Regions from separate parts of the Homo sapiens genome. Here region 2 is linked to region 1. The links are chromatin contacts, found by Hi-C or POLR2A ChIA-PET in ENCODE. All regions are on one chromosome and are shown on one strand. The core of a region is the stretch at or near the end of the contact, and the rest is flanking DNA. Distances in the headings are between cores, read along the strand shown.

Region 1 (5,934 bases), core at 2,345-4,844:
TACAGGAATAATCGCCATGTTTATATCATCTAGTTGCGGTAAGGACTAAATGACAAAATGCACGTAAGGCACCTAACACAATTGTCACATCCATTGTTTGTCTAAATGCATTTTGCCATCATTATTAAGTAAATAAAATATATAACTTACATGTATGTGATGTAGTGGGAAAAAGCAAGTTAAATAGGCATAATTTACCTATTTACCATAGAATTCCATGCACTAATATAGATTGTCACTATAATCTATATTTATATATATAGATTGTCACTATAATCTATGTATAAGAGATTTATACTTTTGTAGCTGTGGCATTTAAACCTACTGATTAAAATCTAACTTCTATGTATTAGCTATAGAAAAATGAACTTGAGGCATATTTCTCTTTGCAGCCAAACACCTACCCCCAGAGAACTATCACAGCAATATTGTTGTACTAAGACTTACAGTTCTTATTTAGAAAACTGTCTAGATTTGCCAACAGTTAAATAGATTTTCCAACCATCAAAATAATTTTAGAGCAATTTACTTTCAGTTAAGAACATGCGGGTATCTTTTTCTGCACTATGAAGTCATTGAAGCAAAATCCAAAGCACTGTTTTGAAATGGAATAACAAGGTTAGGGGTCAGAGAGACCCAGATTCAAACTCCAGTGCACTTATTAGCTGAGAGAACCCAGGAAGGTTTATTGGTTTCCCTGTGAATGATAATACTTGCTGTATTGATTTGTCTTGCTAGTTGGATTTTAACTGGTAACAAGACATAAATCATAATGTTTGATACTACTTACTTCCCTATGGGCCTTAAGTTCACTTTTCAGTGTATTCTTCTTAATGTTCTGTGAGACTGGTAAATAATGAAGTATATATATATATATGTGTGTGTATATATATATATATATATATATATATATATATATATATACACACACATATATATATATTACTTGAACTTCCTCAATTTTGGAGATTAGGTCATAAACTAATGTGGCATGTAATTTGATACATGTTCCAGCAGGGGAAAATACTGGGATGTAATTTAACGAAAGAAACATTTTGAAATGGGAATATTCTCTGAAAATATGGAGTATATCATTACAATTCCTTTTCAGCTTTAGGACTCATAATAAACTGGGCACTGTCCAGTTTATGAGCAGCGAGTTCCTATAGTTTGAAAGTTTGCGTCCCCTCCAATATTCATGTTGAAACTTAATCGCCGATGCAATAGTATTTAAAGTTGTGGCCTTTTGAAGGTGATTAGGCAATGAGAACTCCTCCCTCATGAATGTGATTAAGGTCCTTATAAAAGAGATTTCACTCAAGGTTCAGTCTTTTTTGCCCTTCCTCCTTGGCCCATCTGAGGACACAGCATTCGAAATGCCACCTTGAAACAGAGAGCATCCCTCACCAGACACGGAACCTGTCTACGCCTTGATTTTGAGCCTCCCAGCCTTCACATCTGTGGAAAATAAATTTCTGTAAATATTTCCCACCTGACAGATCTTTGCTTATAAATTGGCCGGTCTGTTTGTTATAGTAGCACACATAGACTAAGATACTAGTTTTTAATTTGGGTACTGCAGCTGATGGAATAACCTGGGTAGAGTCATACCATCTTTTAGGAATCTCACCTTCCTCATAAAAAATGAAAGAGACAAGCAGGATGATCCCTGGGGACTAAAGGTAATATTTGTATCCATCATGGAGCTATTGGGAGAACTAAATGATATACATCTCTCAAATGGATTTGCCAGCCATAATGTGTGATATAGTAATATCAATTTGTGAGTAAGTTGGGTAGAGTGGAAGGAACTTAGGAATGTATACCAGTTTATTCTGAGAAATTTGTGTTTTGTCTTCTTTGAATGGGAAATGGCTGAAAATTCTTAAATTCCTTCAATGTACCATAAAAAAGTGAAATCCTATATCACTGCCTTTGGATGTGATACATGACCCATAGTAGGTATTTTCGTAGATGAAAGAATTCCTATCTATGGCATTTATCTTATGTGAAAAGTGGCAATTAAGATAGTAACATATTTGCCACTTAACAGATATTTGTTAATGATGAAATAAAGTTTTCCGGAACTCCTGAAATTAATGTCCATAGAGATTTCAAGAAGATGGAATAACCTAACTAATTAGACAGTATGTTTGTTGGTGTTTAAAGGTGAGACAAGACCACTGAGATTAAAAGATCAGAAAATTCTCCTCACACACCTAATACATTTTCTCTATGCCACCTGGTACTTCTGTACTCAAATGCTGCTTGATTTTTATATTTATACCCAAGAATTACTGATTTCAGGTAAGAACAGAGGGCTTGAGAGAAGAATTTGCTCATCACTGCCTGCCATGAATGGGCATAGCTCTGTGAACAGTTATTGTATTTTTTTTTCCTCAGGTATATAGAATACTTTATCAAAACCAAAACTCACTGTTTCTCCAAGTGAGTTCCTTGGAATACTAATAGATGCTATAAAAATGTCATCTAGGTGTGGTGGCTCACATCTGTAATACCAGCACTTTGGAAGGCCGAAGCAGGAGGATTGCTTGAGGCCAGGAGTTTGAGACCCAAAGCCCTATCTCTTAAAAAAAATATAGGTGGATGCAGTGGTGCATGCCTGCCTATACTCCCAGCTACTCAGTATAGGCTGAGGCGGGAGGATTTCTTGAGTCCAGAGTTCAAGGCTGCAGTGAACTGTGATTGCACCACTGCACTCCGGCCTGGGTGACTGGTCAAATAAGTTTGGGAAATGCTAAGGGTTCCTTTATTGCAGGATTTCTCACAGCTTTTGATGTGTTGGACATGGGTTAGTGTCACTTCTTTCTTTTTTCTTTAACTATGGGTCTCTTGGTCACAAGCATCTCATAGGATTAATATAAATGTTCTAAAAGCCATTTATTATGAAGTTAACCACACTTAATAAACTAGAACACCAGTTTATGAGTGATGCTTGTCTTCACAGTAGTGCAGATCCTATTAAAGATGTTTAGAGAACAGGTTCTTAGGTGATCTAAACCAGAAAGGCCTTTTTCATATATCTTGATAATATTAATATAATGTTGAATTTTGTCTTGTATTATATTATGATGTTTTGAATTTTAAAGTTTACTATTTGCATTCTTCCCACCTAATTAATTTTTTTAATTTGAGACCTTATGACAGAAAACCATCAGCATTGCCCACATATTACTCAAAACACAAGAATTTCATTTATTCCCATAGCACCTGGAATCTATGCTGGCATTTAGACAAGCCTAATGCCTAGTGTACCACTAGAGTGAGATTCTCTGTCCACTCTTAACTATTTCTAGAGCCTATTTTTCTATGGTTTCACATCTTATGACTTATATAAAATTGGTACTACTTGGCCTTTGTGGAAGGATTTTAAGTCAAGGTAAACCTTGAATTGAGGTTAGATTAAAAGTGGTAGAACTTACTTAGGGAGCAATAACTTTTAATAGTCATAGTTTCTTTTCGGTTCCTGGTGTGTGTGTGCAGAAAGAAAGAAGTCTGATGATTCTCTGGTTCATGGGAGTTGACTTTTATGCCCTGAAAGTGAGGCTTTGCTTCTGTATCCTCACACTGGGGAACAGCAGTGGTTAAGAGGCTCCACCAGTATTACTCATGTGGTCACAATCAAGTTGCTTAACTTCATGTCTTGCTTTCTTCATCCATAAAATGAAGTTAATAGTACTATTTCTCAGGGTTATTGTGAGGACTAAAGGCCATAACATATATTTCATAATAGGGGATCTGTAAGTTGTAGTTACTGTTATCCTTAAAACTATAGGCCATTAGTGCATATGTTTAATAGGCTTGAAGCTGTGCCATTATTTGACAAGTTAAACTCTTGGTTGCATCATCCATATTCTCAATGTTTTTCTTTAGGTATTTGCATTTGCCATCTATAGTATATAGGCTTCTATCTGGCAAAGTTTTCACTTTTAATGGTATCTTTAACAATATTTTTCAAAAGCTTTGAGCATCACTCATATTTCAAAAATAGTAAGGTCATGTTAAACTTTTAAATTAAATCGTTTCTTCCTAGACTATTTCAAGATTTGTAATACCTGGTTAAAATTGTTTAGCAAACACAATTTTTCTTTCTATGAATGTTAATTAAAAATTAAATTTGACTCTCTTTAGTTGAAATTAGTCATTTTGTATCTGTGCATGAATTACATTTTCCTTGATTCTTATAGTACCTTAGTATAAATAAATTTAGTAAGAGTTTAAAAAGAAGTTTCCTTGGTTGAGGTACATACAAACAATATGGGAAATTGAACACCTATTGACTTTATTATTTTTGCCATAGATAAATCTCTACTGTCGAAAGCAGTAGTTAATGAGACATTTATTTTATTTTATGGGTCTCTGAAACATGCTTCTCTATTAATCAATTTGCTTGCAATTTTGTTTGAAGATTAAAGATTCTTTAGAAGGCATTGTCTACATATTATTACTTATGGATACCAGATGAAAATCTAAATAAAATTAATTTAAGATCTCTTATATTAGTTCTGTCCTACACATATACCAAAGAATGTGGAATGGCTGAATAAGGAAAATTAAATTTTAAGTTTACACAATTTTAAAGTCAATAATGCTTTCAAATAAATTATCTATACATAATATTGAAAAGGAATAGCTCTTAGAATATCTAAAATAAAAATAGATGATTGAGTGGGATATTTCACATGAGTTGGTGGTTTATAAAACTTTGAGAAAGTATGTTAAAGAATAAATTGTGTAAGTAATAGCGAACTAGACTCAGTATTTAATTTTATGCTTAGCTGCTCAAAATTTCATGGTTTGAGTTGAGAATTCTTAAGTCAAATAATTTATTTGAAGGATACTGTAGAGCATTTGAAATACTGTGAAGGTGTGACTAGAAATCTGTTTTTCCCATTTTAAAAAAAAAACAAATTGTTATTCTAGACTATAAAATATAGAAAGTCATAATAGATGGATACTCTTCTCTGTAAATATATTTTCCCCTGATACTTAACTGTACCATGTTATTCTAAATTATTCCTGGTAAATGCTTACAACTCTTCCAAGTGTCTGGAAACTCATCAAGCTTCTTTTAATCATGTCCCTCAAATATTCGGCTTGTAATTTACTAATATTCATGCCCTGTTTAGATTGTAAACAGAGAAACTACAAAGTTGTAACAGAAAAGTAATATATTGAGCTGAATCATGCCTTACTTTTGTAAGTTGAGCTTGTTTCTCTGGCAACAAGATGTTAGATAATAAATCATATATCTAAAACCATATAACTACAGAAGTGGGGAGCTGAAAGTTCAGAAGTATCATCTGACTGTGTTGATGGCATCTTTACCTCAATTAATAAGGTGTGGCAACGTTCACTCAAGGACAGAAATTCAATCTGTGGTGGATCCAAGGGGATTCAAAATATTTCTTTTAATCCAACCAAAACATATTGCTTTAATGGCATTAGTTGGTATTAGTTGCATGTGGCAAAAATTTCATGCACTATTAATCCTAGCACTACACTGCAACACTAGAATTATGTGTCCTTGGCCTTAAATAAATTATTCGGTTGTATGATTGAGAAGAGAAAAACCAATTATTTTAGAGGCCAGTCCTGAATTATTGCCTTAATAAAGGTTCAATTTCAAAAAAATGGGAAGTTGCTCAGTCCAGTTGAAAAACAAGGTGGGAAGAGTAACAGCAAGTGAGTCTTTAATTTTGTCAACATCTGATGCTACTGTTAACACAAAAAGTTGCTTTGAAAAAAATTCAACTAAATAAGTTGCCTTCGTGGTTTAGTAATTCCAGATATACACAATCGTCTGTTTATTTTCCCAAAGATCAAACTGTGTTCATCTATATATTTGCATACGTAACATATTAAAGTTTTCTCATCTAACATGACACTGTAAGCATGGCCATGATTCTAAAT
Region 2 (5,568 bases), core at 3,069-5,568, 33 kb after region 1:
TTTAAGAATACTCAGAAGCTAAACTAAGACATTCATTATACCATCTAATTGTGCTAGATTGACATTTTTTCCTTCAGGATAATAAATCAAGTAAGATTAAGCAATTTATACTATGACTGGGAGGAAACTCAAATTAACAACAGACTAGTTCTGCCCCTTAAATTTGGCAGATGCTCTATTTCCATTAATCTCTGCACCTGGCTTCAAATTTCATGAGGCAGGGTCCTAATCACACTCATCTATGCATCGCTCAGAGCTTCCTAGAGTGTCTTGTATTTAATACACACAATAAATAGATGAGCAAGCTAAATGAATTGAATTTGAAAGTGTAAATACATGCACAAGAGCTTGAGACCAAGGATTTAAAGTAAGGCTTTGTGTTTTACCAAGACTGCCCTCTGGAAGAACAGAGGGGTCACCCACACAATCTGGAAATTAGGCTCACTCCTTCCATTTTACAATTCCTTATTGGCCTTGGTAGGCCTACAGGTTATTCTCAAAAACCTGACACACACACAGAAACACTCCCACACCCCTCCTCCCCCACCACACACAGTGTAGTGATGGATTTACTTCAAGGACCATGAGTTACGAGATAAGCCACACAGAGCAGAGCAAGAGTGTACAATACTGAAAAATATGTTGTGGTGAAGATTCATGTTTGAGTCATAGGACGGGAATCCAGATGTTTATTTTTAGGGGTCTCAGATAACATATCTTTACATTTGAAAGGCAACAGGGTATTTGTTTGGTTACACTATAAGCATGTATTATTTTGTTGAGACTAAATTACTTTTTTTTATTTCTATGATGCAGCACTCTTTTAGTATGGAGAGGCTCATTTGGCAATTCCCTCACCTTTTTAGTAGAAATGAATTTTGATACAAGACCAAATGAGTGTCTCTTTCTTTTCACTAACTCCCATGACCTGCATTCTGAGTTGTTGTTGTTTTTTAACTTGAGATACATGAGTCCTCTGTGCTGCATTCTGTCATCCCCAATATCATTTCTACAGAATGAATTGAGCAAAGATGGCCTAGCATTCGTATTTAGCAAGCAAATACTATGTGTTTAGCAAGTCTTCCACCAAAATACTTAGAAAGATCATGTTAACAGTAGAGGGTGGTGACTGCAAGTTGTCCAGGTTCTTGGCGTTTTGCACAAAGAATTGGACAAAACGTCTAGCAGAGCAAAGAAAGAATGAAGGAACAAAGAAGGAAAGCAGGGATTTATTGAAAACAAAAGTACACTCCACAGTGTGGGAATGGACTCGAGCCACAAGCAGCAGCTCAGGGGCCCAAATACAGAATCTTCTTGGGTTCAAATACCCCCTAGAAGTTTCCCATTGGCCACTTCGTGCTCACCTCATGTAACTGAAGCAGTAGCCTGCAATCGGTCTGATTGGTTGCAGAAAACAGCCAACCAGAGGCTGAAGTGAAGTTACAAAGGTCACACTCCCGTGCAAACATCTGATTGGTTGCTTTTTGCAACCAATGACCTGCATTCTGAGGTGTTTTTTTTTTTTTTTTAACTTAAGATACATGAATCCTCTGGGCTGCGTTCTGTCCTTGGCTGCTTTTTGCAACCAATCAGAGGCTAGGGTGAAGTTACAAAGTTGCCAAGGAAGACTGGACCTGCAATCAGTCTGATTTATTGCAGACAGCCAACTTCCCATCTGCCGCATAGAAAAGGTCAACTTAGGCGTGGAAAGTTAGGGTTTTCCTTTCAATTTAGTTCCAGGAAATTGGCATGAAACAGTCTTAGGTTCCCTGCCTCCAGGCCCTATTCTCCTGCCTCAATCATGTTATCTATGGCAGTGCTTCTAAAACTATAAAGTGCATCCACATCCCTGTATGTGCCAGTGTGGATTCACCAGGTCTAGGGGGCACCTGAGATTCTGTATCTCAAACTGGGCCCTGGGTGTTGCTATAGACCACACTCTGAGTAGCAAAGTTCTAAAGGGAAATATATTTATCACCCTTCCACAAACGGATTCTATTTAAAAAAAGAAAAAAGAAAGAAAAGAAAAAAATCATGTTATCTTCCTTAAAACATAGTTTCATATTCTTTGCCTCTAAATTAGGTGACTGTAAACTCCCTAGGCAATGAGGAGATTCCCAGCTATGGTGGTCTAAGTGCAAAACAATTTTTTCCACACCATCAGCAGCAATGTCCACGCTCATTAAGGCTGTATTTCTGGATTTTCCTTTGCAATGGGCTTCCATGTTAGATCTTCACTACATCCAATTTCAGAAAAAAAAAAAAGTTTTGAGAAAAGTTCTCCATGTGAGAGCACTTCTGTGCTGTTTTTGAAACTTCCTTCTCATTTTTCTGGTATCTTCCAGCAGGCAATGGGGAAACCTGCTTAAGCTCACCCCTCTTTCACTTTGAGCTTTATGGTGACACTTTTCTGGCACATATGTCAGCAGAGCCCACTTTTTAGCTGAGTTGAAAGGAACATGGGAAGCACTGCTTCATTTCTGCCTGGAAAAGCCAGGGACACGATGAAATGTGATTTTGTTTCCTGAAACGTGGAAGGATGGTTGGCGAAAAATGAAACATAGCACAGCCATCGCTCTTCACTAAGGGCCAACTCCTTGAGAAATGTGCTACTTTAACTCTCAGTAGTTTCTGGACAAGGCCTAAAATCAATCATAATCCTAAAAGAAAAAAAAGTTCTATTTCTTTTCCAGTGGTATTTCAGAGAATAGGAACTCTGTTACAATTTGATTTGCACTCTGTTCGCAGAAAACCGACCACGCGCACTGGTTTTGCTTATTGGTATGTTTGGATACACACGTGCGTGCACCTGCTCAGACCACAAAATTGAAGCTCAGAATGGAAAACAGAGGTTTCCATTGAGGTTTCAGCTAAAATAAATTTAAATTTAAGCCTTTCTTTGCCAGTTTGTGCTTCAAAACTTCAGAAAGTGAGGAGATGCAGGTCAAAGGGCACAGAGCAGCAGATATGTAGGATGAGCAAGTCTAGAAATCTCATTTACAACATGAGGACTGTAGTTAGTAAAACTGTATGGTATTGGGGTTCTTTGTTAAATAAGTAGGTTTTAGCTGCTCTTGTCACAGACTCACAAAGTAACCATGTGAGATGATAGATATGTTAATTTGCTTTAAAGTAGCAATGATTTTACTGTCTGTGTATCTCATAACATCGTGTCATAAACCTCAAATATATACAATAAAATATATTTAAAAATACATATAGGCTGAGTTTTTCAGGACATAGAAAAGAAATATGAACTGGATGAGAATGAGAAACTCACATAAAATGGAAGAAGATTACCATTATTATTATTACTTTGAGACAGAGTCTCGTTGTGTCACCCAGGCTGGAGTGCAGTGTCGTGATCTCAGCTCACTGCAGCCTCCTGAGCTCAAGGGATTCTCTGACCTCAGCCTCTCAAGTAACTGGGATTACAGGCACCTGCTACCACATCTGGGTAATCTTGTATTTTTGGTAGAGATGGGGTTTCACCATGTTGGACGGGCTGGTCTCGAACTGCTGACCTCAGGTGATCTGCCCGTCTCAGCCTCCCAAAGTGCTGAGATTACACGCATGAGCCACTGTGCCCAGCCAGAAAAAGATTATTATATCAAGATGGTTTTATAATAATGAAGAATAGAAATCTGGACATACTCAGATTTGTAGCATAGACTGATGGACAGTCCTGTTTGCTCTCCCAAGCAGAAAATCTAAAAGGAAACCTGGCTTCTAAGGGTTTGGAGATTCAAACCTTGAATTCTGATTCTCTAATTACAAGTGGACTTCAGTGAGTTAAAAATACAGACATCAGCTGGAACTTGAATGGAGGGTAGGGGCTTTGCTGGGAGTTGCCTGGTGAGGGAAATATTTTAAAAAGACTTTGAGTAAAACTGTTGTAAGACCAACAGGTTCGTATGCCCATTTGCACAGTAACAAATCATTTGCAGCAGAGAAAGAGTTTAATCATTGCAAGTGCAGATCAGGGAGATAAGAGGAAACCCTCAAATCCATCTCCCTGAAGGAGTTCTGGGCTGGGATTTTTAAAGGGATTATGAAGAGTGAGGGGCTGGAAATTTGGGATTCTTGATTGGTTGGAGTAAGGAGGATAAAATCATCAGGTTTTGGAAAATGAATTATTTGGTAAGTCAGCTTCTCTTGGAGCCCTATAGACCAGCTGGCGTCAGTAGTTTTACTGGTATGCAGGACCTGAAAGAATATCTTAAAGGAAAAACTGAATGTTTCATAATGTTCAAGTTGTTATCTGTACAGCAGTTGAGGGAAACTATATCTTGTGTAACAGGGTCTATGTGATTCTAGAACAATACACAAACATCTATGAGGAAGCAGGTCAGAGGAAGCTGACCTAATAATTTGTGCTGAATGTGTGGCAAGTTTGGTTTATTTTCTTCCCCCACAACCTTCTTCCCTGATTAATTTTATAAAGTTTATAGGGATGGTTTCAAAACAAAGGAAAACAGATACAACCAGGTTGGGTCCAAATGATTCAGGACATTCTCAGCAACAACAGCCCCCATGACTTGAGTCTCTCTAATAAAAAAAGAAAAGAAAAAATCTGAGGACAACTGTAAGGGTAGTCAGGGTTTTCATTTTTTTTTTTTCTGTGACAGAGTCTCACTCTGTTGCCCAGGCTGGAATCCAGTGGTGCAATCTCGGCTCACTGCAACCTCTGTCTCCCGGGTTCAAGCGATTCACCTGCCTCAGCCTCTCGAGTAGCTGGGACTACAGGTGTGTGCCACCACACTCAGCTAATTTTTGAATTTTTAGTAGAGATGTGGTTTTGCCATGTTGGCCAGGCTGGTCTCCAACTCCTGACCTCAGGTGATCCACCCACCTTGGCCTCCCAAAGTGTTGGGATTATAGGCATGAGCCACCATGCCCAGCCAACTGTAAGGGTTTTTATAGATGTGTTTACATAAAAGAAAATAGCACAGGGAAAAAGTGTGCAGTGTCAATAAATGGGACAGGATTATTCACTCCTGGTTTGTATTCCCCATCCCAAGAGAACGACGATTTCACTGCAAAGGCATTTTAAGAGCCATGTAGAGGAATTGTGGCCGATTGAATAGGAAGTTCTACCTGGTTCAAATGAGCTCACATCTCTCGGGGAAGCTGGTGACTGTGGACCCAGGTAGTCCAGGTCATCTTTGAGAAATGATGGAGAACGTAGTGTCAGAGGTGAGGGGATTCTGTGGCCTCCATCTAGCATTCTGCTTGGCATCTCCTACAAAAACTTCTCAGAAATATGAGAAATACAGGGGAAAATGTTTGAATGCTATCCCATGGCAGTTAATATGGAATCTGTTGTGGTTTGTGGATTAGTTGTGTGATTCAGGTGCCATTGGAGGTTTCTGGAAGAGAAGGGCCTTTTAAAAGCCTCTGAGAGGCCAGTATTATCCCCAGAAAGAATGAGAGGAGGTTTATTGTATGCACGCAAGCAATATCTATGAATCCCTTTACTTGCTTGTATCTTACCCTCTTCTGCCCTAGGAACAGGCTCGTGGGAGAAGTGACCCAACTACACCTTCCTGCCAGTCTCGAGCATTTTAG

What was found. A loop is a pair of places that touch in the nucleus more often than their neighbours do. ChIA-PET counts read pairs that join two places held with the same protein, here RNA polymerase II (POLR2A). Pooled maps may share reads with other maps.
Region 2: a map of CD14-positive monocyte shows a loop between it and region 1 (3-fold over the local background). The contact joins two enhancer-like sites. A Hi-C loop is called at or near these places in 5 of 168 maps with a recorded cell type or tissue (CD14-positive monocyte, HepG2, OCI-LY7 and 2 more) and 2 of 50 pooled maps. POLR2A ChIA-PET finds 5 or more read pairs at or near these places in 2 of 52 experiments (OCI-LY7 and endothelial cell of umbilical vein).

Annotation. Positions count from the first base shown.
Region 1 is chr20:8,390,902-8,396,835 of GRCh38, forward strand. The region is part of intron 3 of PLCB1 (phospholipase C beta 1); the gene reads left to right. Among named protein-coding and RNA genes, the nearest start is that of PLCB1-IT1, 150 kb to the left of the region's middle. Within about 2 kb of position 3,595, at least 2 of the 41 ENCODE cell types and tissues checked have a DNase peak (open chromatin) inside an H3K27ac peak, as active enhancers do; they include CD14-positive monocyte and OCI-LY7, where a contact is called at or near this core.
Region 2 is chr20:8,423,618-8,429,185 of GRCh38, forward strand. All of the region lies in intron 3 of PLCB1 (phospholipase C beta 1), which reads left to right. LOC124900459 (a long non-coding RNA gene) reads left to right here. Exons shown (of 2, transcript XR_007067518.1): 2 at 1-5,568. Among named protein-coding and RNA genes, the nearest start is that of PLCB1-IT1, 180 kb to the left of the region's middle. Within about 2 kb of position 4,319, at least 2 of the 41 ENCODE cell types and tissues checked have a DNase peak (open chromatin) inside an H3K27ac peak, as active enhancers do; they include CD14-positive monocyte and OCI-LY7, where a contact is called at or near this core.